2 separate regions of the Homo sapiens genome follow, and region 2 is linked to region 1. A link is an interaction called in ENCODE POLR2A ChIA-PET data of the cell type or tissue named here. Cell type or tissue: Caco-2. All regions are shown on one strand. Each heading gives the region's core, and the rest is flanking DNA. Links, peaks and the distances in the headings are about the cores only. Region 1 overlaps ZC3H12C (zinc finger CCCH-type containing 12C). Region 2 overlaps LOC105369484 (a long non-coding RNA gene).

Region 1 (5,386 bases), core at 298-5,297:
TAGGTTCTGAATGACAAACTAATTTCTAAAGTAAGACCTATTCTTTCTTCTGCTAAGGGTTATAGCAATATTACTGAAATAGTTAAGGCGATGGTCTCATTTCATAAACCCATCAAAGATCAAGATAAAGCATCTCTAGTATTCTCGCTTATTGCAAATTACAATGTAAATTACACAGAATTCAAATGTCACATATTGGGTAAGCAAATGGATGTCCCAGAAATGAAGAAAGACTTTATCTCTTTTTTTTTTTTTTTTTTTTTTGTTAGTGGTGGTGATAGTTCTTTTTGAAATCTCATGAATAAAAAAGATATCAGCCCTGAAAAGAATAAGAGAAGGGCCACTGTTATGGCTAATAAATGTAATTCTTCTGGTAAAACTGAGATTGATTGAGTAGGATAAATATGAAAAACGTAACATATATCCACACAAAGTAGTTACAACTGAAACCTAATAAAACTTAATAGCTGTGCACTGAGTAGAAGAGACACTGAGGTCAGTATTTATGAATTCATATTAGAAACTCTTTCTTTTGTGTATATCAAGGAAACTACTTGGTATGAATAGACAGTCTTCTTTTTTCCCTTGGGTTTTCTTCCTTCTCTTTATCCCTTGCTACTACAGTTACTACTTTACAGCTTTAATTTAGGAGGAGGAGGAATCTGCTCACTAACGCCTGCCACTGTGAACACAAAGAATGAGAGAAACTACCCCAGGGCTCAGCAGGAAGCCTGATCTCTAGCACTGGATTAAGCTTTTTTGCAAACAGCAAATAAAGGCAGTGATCTGAAAAAGCTAATCAGATCCTGCTGTGGTATTTAGACTATCTCGGTTGCTAGTATTGGATAATGTTAAGCACATTAAAACATCTGTAGGTGAAAAGACAGCCCCCAGGCTGGCTTTCTTAGTCACATGGCCCTAGTCCACTTCCCACTGCAGGGAAAATACAAACAGCTGGACTGGGCTCTGTTTGGGTCACTGAAATAAATGACTGAGCACAATGCACACTTATGACAGAAAAAAAAAAAAGACAGTGTAGTTTTAGGAGTATTATACTAAAATCTGTCTTTGCCATGGGTGGGTCTAATATTTGAAACTTGAACCATTTGAGAGGGGCTTGTACTTTTTCTGACGTATGAATGTGAAACAAGTAAGCTTTGATGTGGGGGTATGGCATCAATTATCTTTGCCAGCAGTGATCTGAGTTCACTTCCTGGGACCACTCTCTTTAATATGTAATCTCTTTTTTTTTTTTTTTGAGAGTAAGTCTCACTGTGTTGTCCAGGCTGGAGTACAGTGGCACAATCTCAGCTTAGTGCAACCTCCACCTCCCAGCTTCAAGGGATTCTCAAGCTTCTGCCTCCGAAGTAGCTGGGACTACAAGCCCCAGCCACCACGCCCAGCTAATTTTTGTATTTTTTAGTAGAGATGGGGTTTCACCATGTTGCCCAGGCTGGTCTCAATCTCCTGGCCTCATGTGATCTGCCCACCTCTGCCTCCCAAAGTGCTTGAATTACAGGCATGAGCCACCACACCCAGCCTATAATTTCTTTTGATCCTAATGATAACACCATGGAAGTAAGATTATTATATCAGATTTTCCCAACTGTCCCCAAAACGTTGAAATTAAAATTTTAACCAAAAACTATTATTTTTGAGTGTTAAAAAAAGAAGCAACCACCACCACCAACAACAACAAAAGCTAATTCACACACATAGTGTAAAAGAATAGAGTAAAAAATCAAATAGGCATTAACTCTAGTATCTATGAGTTATTATATTTAGGAAGTCAGACAGGCCATGAGCTCTCTTGTAGAAAGCTACTCTTCTGAGTGCTATTTGAAAAGTGTTAAAGACTAACTTTAAACCACAAAACAATGCTAAGAATATTGCCTGTATGAATTAAAGACAAATAAATTGCTGTAGATATAGGGAGCACTGGTTAACAGAAAGTCGTAGGGTCAAATGTATCAAGAACCTGATAAACATCTGAGACATGCCCATTCCAGAAAGTACTGTTGAAAGCGTTAGACATTCTCCTAATTCCTTTCTGTCCATGAAACCATGCCACTTTTCAGAGAAGAGGCAGACGCCGAAAGTCCCAACATTAGCCCATATTTGAAGCCAGCCCTGAATACAATCCACCCAAAGTAACTTCTGGAAAAATATACCTTTATATTTAACATTAACTGTAAGAAAAAAGATCTCAACTGTAATCAAGATCATATGTTTAAAATAAATCATCAAATATAAATAACTTTATATAAAATAAAGCTCATAGAGAAGTATTAATATGGGGTAGAAAAAGTACATTAATATTAGTGTATTTATTCATTAAAATATGAATATTGGGTAGAAAATAACTAATATTATTAACCAATAAGGAAGACAACAAAAATCAATGAAAGTAGCATTATTGGAACATGCAGTGCAAATGAAAAAAGTTCCAAACACATTTTCTGCTCATACTTCCTCCAGTAACATGGCCATCTCTGCCATTTCTTACTGTTAACATTAATCTCATTACTGGAAGTGGGGGCTGAGGGGAAGGTAGATTAAAATTATCACCATGATATAGTTACCTCCATAGCCATTAAGTAAACTGTTGGTATTTTAATAATAAGAAAGAAAAACAACTGGGTGCAGTGGCTCACACCTATAATCCCAGCACTTTAGGAGGCTGAGGCAGGAGGACTGCTTGAGCCCAGGAGTTAAAGACCAGCCCAGGCAACATAGGGAGATCCTGTATCTCAAAAATAAAAAATAAAAGATTAGCCAGGCATAGTGGCACATGCCTGTAGTTCTAGCTACTCGGAAGGCTGAGGCAGGAGGATCACTTGAGCCCAGGAGTTCAAGGCTACAGTGAGCTGGAGTTGCACTCCAGCCTGGGCAACAGAGTGAGACCTCATCTCAAAAAAAAAAAAAAAAAAAAAAAAAGAAGAAAACAACAACTACTTTTCCTATTCAAATCCTAAAAGAAATTGTATCAGAACTCATGTTTTTTTGTAAATCATATTTGCTCCTAAAAATACTAAGCAACTACCAATAGGTAAATAAAAATAATAGATGCATATCAATTTACTATTCATCAGCAAGAAAAACAGGACTTTTGAGAAAGGGCTTGGGACATTTACTGGAAGAACACGAAGGAGCTCTCAGGGTCAGAAAGAGATCTCAACATTCAAGCCTTCAGGTCAGAGATGAGGACTAAACCCCGGGTTTCATTTGCAGAGCTTCTAGACTATCTCTCTGATGATTCAGCACTATGTTCTCTGACCTTGTGTTCTCCATTCAAGGTTCAAATTCCTGAGACAGAGAATCTGATGAGCACAGCTGAAGTCATGTTACTCACCTGTTTGCCCTAGTACTGTGGCCAGATGTATGTGGGGCCATGATGGGCTGCCCTGTCAGGCCGTAAGGAGATGGTGGCGGGGCATTCCTTAGGTGGGGTGATAGTAACAGAAGCAGAGCAGGAAAATGCTAGGTGGACAGAACATCAGACACCCAGTACAGAAGGACATTAAACACATTAGAGAGGCTGGCCATGGTGGCTCACGCCTGTAATCCCAGCACTTCGGGAGGCCAAGGCGGGCAGATCACTTGAGGTCAGGAGTTCAACATCAGCCTGGCCAACATGGTGAAACCCCGTCTCTGCTAAAAATACAAAAAAATTAGCATGGTGGCATGTGTCTGTAATTCCAGTTATTCGGGAGGCTGAGGCAGGAGAATCCCTTGAACCTGGAGGTGGAGGTTGCAGGGAGCCAAGATCACACCACTGCACTCCAGCCTGTATGACAGAGCGAGACTCCATCTCAAAACAAACAAAAAAAACCACACACACACACACACACACACACACACACACACACACACACACACACACTAGTGAGAGATCCTATATGGTTCCCATAAAATCCATCCAAATGACTTAAAAGAGGAAGTAGAAATGGAATAAACTTATCAGTCTTGAAGAACTTATGTATTGCTTGGCTTCCGTTTTCACATCTATGAGCAACAGTGTATCTCATTCCCCATTTTCCTTAAGAGTAGCTATCATTGTTGCAACAGTGCATTCTTAAAACCTCATAGACACCTTTGTCTATTTCTCAATTGTTTCATTCATTTAATACATACTGAAGATCCAGTTAATCAATTCTTGATTATTTTTCTCTTCCCAATTTTCTCATTCCCATGGCCATGAGCATCCCTTAGGCTAAGCATTTATTCCCCCAGGCTTAGATTATCTTAATTTATCTCCTTCCTTGAATATCCCTTAGGTACCTCCCTGCCAAAGTAATTTTCAATGACATCACTCTTCTGCTTAAAAAAAAAAAAAAATCTCAGCTGCAAATCACAAGTCTCTGGTCCTCTGCTTTGTTTTGTTTTCGAGGCTCCATCTACAAACGGGGCCTCCTCTGGCCCTGTAATCTAATTTCCCACTTAAGGTGAAGGGACAGCAAAAGTGAGGGCACAGATGTCTCTTTGCCTTAAGTGTTGTCTTGCACTACAGCCTCACCTATCCAGTTCTTATCTATTGTTCTAAGCCCAGCTCAAGACTTATTTTTTCCATAAAGCCTTCTTGGACTAGTTCGGTTTTTATTGCTTTCCAATTCCTTCAAACTTCTGTAACATGAATAGTGTGTACAGTACAATTTAGCATTTATTTATGAACCAGGATGTAGGCTTCTTGAGAGCAGAACCATTCATTCTCCCATAATCTACATAGTACAACCAATATGGCATGCAGCAGTGTGCTGATCTCTAGAAGATCTTCAAGTGAAAAATCGACCAATAAAAAAAAAATAGACCCCTGCAAATTTGAATGCAGGCATTCACAAGAACAAAAATGCTGCTCTGCTAGTCTTTATTTCTCCCTGTGACAGGGTGGGTTTATCAGAGCCCTCGGCCATTGGCAAAGTTCTTGTAGCCCTGATACTGCCACTGGGGCTGCTTCCAACATTCAAAGAAGCTCAAGACTCCCAGTGATGACGGGTCTTTTCCCGCAGTCTCCTCTGGATTCTCTTCCCAACTAGAGCTGCAACTGCGGAAGTTCCACTGCAGCTTCTGCCTCCCCACTTGAGGATCACTTTGATGGGTAAGTCTGTAAGGACCAGTCCTTTTCAACTGCACATTTCTCTTTGAGATCTGCCCACAGGCAGAAAACACTTGGGTGCTTTGCCCTCCAGCATGGCCTGGGACTGGATGGTTAAATCTAATTCTGGGGTTCAGTGTTACTAAGCTCTTTATGCTGTTCTCTTAAATCACCTTCTCTCCAATAGTTCTATGGATGGAAAGGGCTGCTATTTTGATCTCCATGTGCTTGGCTCCTTTGTCTGTTTCTCAATTGGTTGAGAAATAAGGCAGGAAAAAGACCCCTCAAACTCCA
Region 2 (5,386 bases), core at 270-5,269, 170 kb after region 1:
CTGGACCCTCCCAGCTGGAATGAGTAGGTCTAAAGTGACTAATCCACTCTAGTATTCCAATCTCCCTAAGCCTTTTGATCCCTTCCACTACATTAAACCAGGGGAGATCAAGCATTTCCAGCTCACTCACAGTGGGCCATCTGTTAATCTATATTTCAGCTAACCAAGCAAATAAACTATTAGAACCTTTTTAAACTCCCTAAGCTGCAACATTAAATGCAGGATCCCTTCTTAGTGGGCCCATATCAATAAATTCAGCCTGATCCAACTCTATGTTCCTTCCACCATTATCCCATACCCTTAATGTTCATTCCCTTGCCTATTCTCCAGATTTCTGCTTATATAAATTAAAAGACTCAAGCAGTTCTTTTGGAGTGTAGTGCACCTCCCCATAGGTCACACTCTGAACCTCGCCTCTAGGGGTCTGCGGGGACTTGAGTCTACTTATTGGTCTAGAAGCAAACAGGGGTGTTGGGGGTGGGTCCTGAGGAGAATCAGCATTGTCTTGCCTGGTAACTGCCTCAGAGGAGGCCATCACTGTTGGCTCAGTCAGTGCAGGGTTTAACTCCTCAGATAAAGGTGGAAAGGTTGATGGCCATGTTGGTGGGGGAGGGGATGTTGCCACCACTGAGGGTGGGGAGGCTGTTTCCTCTGGCAAAAAAAACTCATCAGAGTTTACAAGCTCAGTGTAGTGAGGGTCCTCTTACACATCTCCATTCCAAGTTGCAGAGTCCTATTCTTTTCCAGTCAATGCTCTCACTTTAACAGTAGACATCTGATGAGGCTGAGCATGCACCTTTCCTTGCAGGTTAGCCATTCTCATTATAAGAGCTTGTGTCTGATTTTCTGCAATTTCAGTCCTTTGTCTATAGGAGATAAGAGTCTCACTTGGGGCAAACTTAGAAGACTTGAGGCTCAGTATGTGCTTCTAGAGCTGGAAGTTAGAATCCCTGAGCTCATCCTTTCCTTTCATCACTTTGTCCAGTGAACTTAAGAGCAACCAACCAACTTCATTATATTTCTTGATTCTCCACATATGGTCAAAGGTATTATGTATAGAGTCACTAAACTCCTTGCCTCTCATGAGCGATTAATCAGGAGTATCAAATGCATTTAGTTTGCATAACTCTCTAAACAGTTCACTCCAAGGACCATCGGTGTTCTCCAGACTGTTAGAAGTAGAGTCCTTAACATTTTTGAGTCTCATCATATTAAGTAGCCAACTCCAGAAACCCCAAAACCAACTAAAGAAATCCATCCTTAAAATTCTCTTCCTCTAGAACTGCTCCTGGTACCAAAACCTGGATTAATCAGGGTCTTCTAGAGGGACAGAACTAATAGGATAAATGTATACATGAAGGGGAGTTTATTAAGGAGTATTGACTCACACAATCACAAGGTGAAGTCCAACAATAGGCCAACTGCAAGCTGAGGAGCAAGGAAGCCAGTCTGAGTCCCAAAACCTCAAAAGTAGGAAAGCTGACAGTGCAGCCTTCAGTATGTGGCCAATGGCTTGAGAGCCCCTGATAAACCACTGGTGCAAACCTGAGAGTCTAAAAGCTGAATAACTTTGAGTCTGATAGTTGAGGGCAGGAAGTCTCCAGCATGGAAGAAAGATGAAGACCAGAAGACTCAGTGAATCTCGTCTTTCCAACTTCTTCTGCCTGCTTTATTCTAGCCATGTTGGCAGCTGATTAGATGGTGACCACCCAGATTGAGAGTGGGTCTGCCTCTCCCAGTCCACTGACTCAAATGTTAATCTCCTTTGGCAACAACCTCACAGACACACCCAGGAACAATACTTTGCATCCTTGAATCCAATCAAGTTGATACTCAATATTAACCATTACAGAACCCATCTCTTATCATAACTTTTCAAATGCAATTCAACAACCCGCTTACCCTATCAGCATTGCGAATTGAAACTTGCTTGGTCATCATCCCAACTTTATCAGGTCCATTGTCTGTCTTTTGGTTTATTGAAAGTAACAGTTAAAACAAATGCTTTACTTTCACTACTATATAACATGGACCACCATTTTTTCCAGGCTTTTAGAACAATATTCTTCTTGTCTAATTTCCAGTCCTAAAGCTGATGGCACATATTTTGGGATTTGTTATGGCAGGACCCCACTTCCAACATATTCAGCTATTGCCACCATAATGCTCTATAACAAACAACCACAAAATCTCAGAGGCAGGCAGCAGTAAGCATTAGTTTCTGGCTTATGTGGACTGGCCGGGGTTTGCCTCCGCTGCTGGCTGGGAGTCAGCTGGGCTTAGCTCCTGACCTTGAGTTGGGTCCAGGCCTGCTCCCTGTGTGGTTGTTCTGCAACCCTGGCTGCATGAGCTTTTCTCATTGCAGACAATCACATTGCAAGAGAACAAGCCCAACCACATCAGCACATTCCAAGCCCTTGTTTGCATCATGCTGTGGTAATCATGTCTTTATACTCTGTTTTTGTTGATGCTTTGACATCTTGGGGCCTTGCTGACCCTGGAGTGACTACTTCTCCCAGGGTTAGCTAATTCCTAGAGATAGCAAACTACTGGCCTAAGAGTGCACCTTTCATACACAAACCAACTACTCCAGAGCTCATACCCCCCAACACCTCCATTAATGAACTCTTACATTCTGGGCCGATACTCCAGGACCAAATACCAGACAACTGTACCATAGAGTCCACTGAAATTATTCAAAGTGGCCAATCCTAAACCTGCTTACCCTGCCTTGCCCATTATTTTTCCCGCAGAAATGACAATAAAATCTTCTCCCTGCTTCCTCTGCCCTTGACTGACCCTGGTGCTTCCCCATGTGGCCCTGCATTATGGTGTGGCATGCCCTTTTGTCTTGGGGTCTGTTGAGTGTAACAAACTATGTTTACAGTGGTAGCTGTCTCCTGATCTGTTGGCTTTGCCATATCTTAAATAATAAAACCTACATTAAAAAATATTTGTCCACTAATAACCCTTTGGCCAATGTAAATCACTTGATTAATCCCAAAGTCAAGGTGTTGGGAATAACTCTCTGCTCACCAGCCTGGCGAAAGTAAAGACATATTTCTATTAGAAGGGAGAAAAATTGGGATGCTCTTCCCCAGAGTGGCAAGAGTGTGGATATATAATTCTATTAGAGAGGAGTGAAGAATTGAGACCAATAATTCAATCTGTCACCACTTTATATGTATATATGTGCATACATGATGTTTGATTAAAAAATTGAGATATGCAATATGATGTCAAATATGTAAAACAGAATCTCTGTAGAGAAAGAAGTCTTGAAGGAAAGACATTGGAATGTTAATAAGGCATATCTTTGGGTGCTGAGACTGTGGATGATTAAAATTACTCTTTCTTCTATTTTATGAATTGTCTTTCATGAGACTATATTTATTTTATAATTTACAAATATACTGTATTAACTAGAAGCTGAGTCTTCTAAGTATTAAACTAAAATTCCTTGAATATTTTCTGTTTGGGATCAGTAATGGTCCTAAAAGCAGAGCAAGGAGGATTTGCCTAATTCCACCTGGGAGATCAGAAAAGTCTTTTTTTTTTTTTTTTTTTGAGACAGAGTCTCGCTCTGTCACCCAGGCTGGAGTGCAGTGGCACTATCTCGGCTCACTGCAAGCTCCACCTCCTGGGTTCATGCCATTCTCCTGCCTCAGCCTCCCGTGTAGCTGGGACTACAGGGAGAACAGAAAGGTTTCTATGGCAGGGAATAGAGGGTATGACAGGGGTTGTCCTCTTTTGTTCTTTGCTATTTAAAGTTTGGTCCACAGATCACCAGCATTGGTGTCACCTGGGAGCGTGTTAGAAATGCACACTCTCAGTTCTCATGCCAGAGCTACGGAATCAGAATCTGCATTTTAAGAGGATTCTCCAGGTGGTTTGCATGCACATTAAAATTTGAGATGCACTGAATCTATTCCATACCGTTTATTTTAGCATCATTTAAAGTAAATGCATTTTTGCTTCATGATTCAAAATGGCTGGTAGAAATTGTTGTTATAAAATGCAAAGATAGTGAAATAGGCTAACAGATGGGCTGGCTTAATGACCAAATACTAACAATTCTCATACAAAAAAAATGAATTATTCAGTCTATAATATTTATTGATTGACAGTCTGATGTGGGCCCCTGTTACAGGTTGAATAGCATTTCTCTAAAAATTGTAACACAGAACTATAATTCTGGGAGGTATTAGTAAGACATTAATGGGCCCCACTGTATTAGTTTCTTATGGCTGCTGTCATAAATTACAACAAACTTGGTGGCTTAATACAACACGAATTTATTATCTTACAGTTCTGGAGGTAAAAATCTGAAAGAGGTCTCACTGGGTTAAAATAAAAGTATCAGCAGTGCTGCATTCCTTCTGGAGGCTGGAGCTTCCCATACTCCTCTGCCTCCTGACATCTTCAGAGCCAGCAATGACTGGTCAAGTGTTTCTCATGCTAAATCACTCTGACACTGTCTTCTGCCTTCCGGTTCTAGTTTTAAGGACCTTTGTGATTATATTGGATTCACACAGATAATCCAGGATAACCTCACTATTTTAAGATTGGCTGATTAACAACCTTTATTCCATTTGCTACTGTAATTCCCCTTTGCCTTGTAAAGTTCCATCCCCTTTGCCTTGTAAATTTCCAGGGATTAGGAAATGGACATCTCTGGGAGGCCATTATTCTGCCTACCACATCCATGAAACGCAGATTCTGTGGTCACATAAATCTGCAAGTAATATTTCTTTCTTGGAGCTTTGCAATGTACATCGGTATAGTCAAGGCTCCGAGAATTTTTGGAGTAAAGAAACCCCTTTAAGTTTGCTCAACCTAGGAACTCTTTGCTTGCACATTTCATGAAGCTGAACCAGAGAAATATGGGGAAATTCAGAGAAAATTAAAGAACTGTTTTCTGCCCTAAAGGAATTGAAGACAGCTTTTTATTTTCTCAATCATCGATTGCAAATTAATACTGAATTCATTAGCGCTGAGGGAATGCAGGGCAGAAGAGGGAGTGGGAACATCTGTAGAAATCAGAAGCCCTAATTACCAGGCTTCTGTTCCATACAAGGCAATGATGAGAACAGCGGTAGTTGTGGGAGTCTATGCTGATTTCCCTTTCACCATCGACATATTGTGGCATTATGAATAATTTAAAAAATCTGCCTGGGTCATTTTCTTAATCTCCGTGACTCCGTATCTCATATGTAAAGTTGGGTTAACATTCTCTCTTTCATCCAGTATGATTATGGGCTTTTAATTAATGTTAAAATGCTCTTTTTTTGCATTCACATGCAAAAGGAGTTATTAAATTTTGGTGCCAAATATTATGATGGTAATGAGAACTCGCTCACCAATATCTCATTACATGTGCAACTTT

What was found. Peaks named below come from ENCODE experiments on the same cell type or tissue, not always from the same donor. Only the 100,000 strongest peaks of a DNase experiment are listed, where the experiment ranks them.
Region 2: POLR2A ChIA-PET joins it to region 1 with 5 read pairs; 2 of 35 experiments call an interaction of 5 or more read pairs at or near these places.

Annotation. Positions count from the first base shown.
Region 1 is chr11:110,123,768-110,129,153 of GRCh38, reverse strand. The region is part of intron 1 of ZC3H12C (zinc finger CCCH-type containing 12C); the gene reads right to left. Among named protein-coding and RNA genes, the nearest start is that of ZC3H12C, 33 kb to the right of the region's middle. RefSeq lists an enhancer at 507-1,029. In Caco-2, for the core only: no CTCF peak of the experiment used is centred there; a DNase peak (open chromatin) is centred at 3,383.
Region 2 is chr11:109,958,003-109,963,388 of GRCh38, reverse strand. All of the region lies in intron 1 of LOC105369484 (a long non-coding RNA gene), which reads right to left. Among named protein-coding and RNA genes, the nearest start is that of ZC3H12C, 130 kb to the left of the region's middle. In Caco-2, for the core only: no CTCF peak of the experiment used is centred there; no DNase peak of the experiment used is centred there.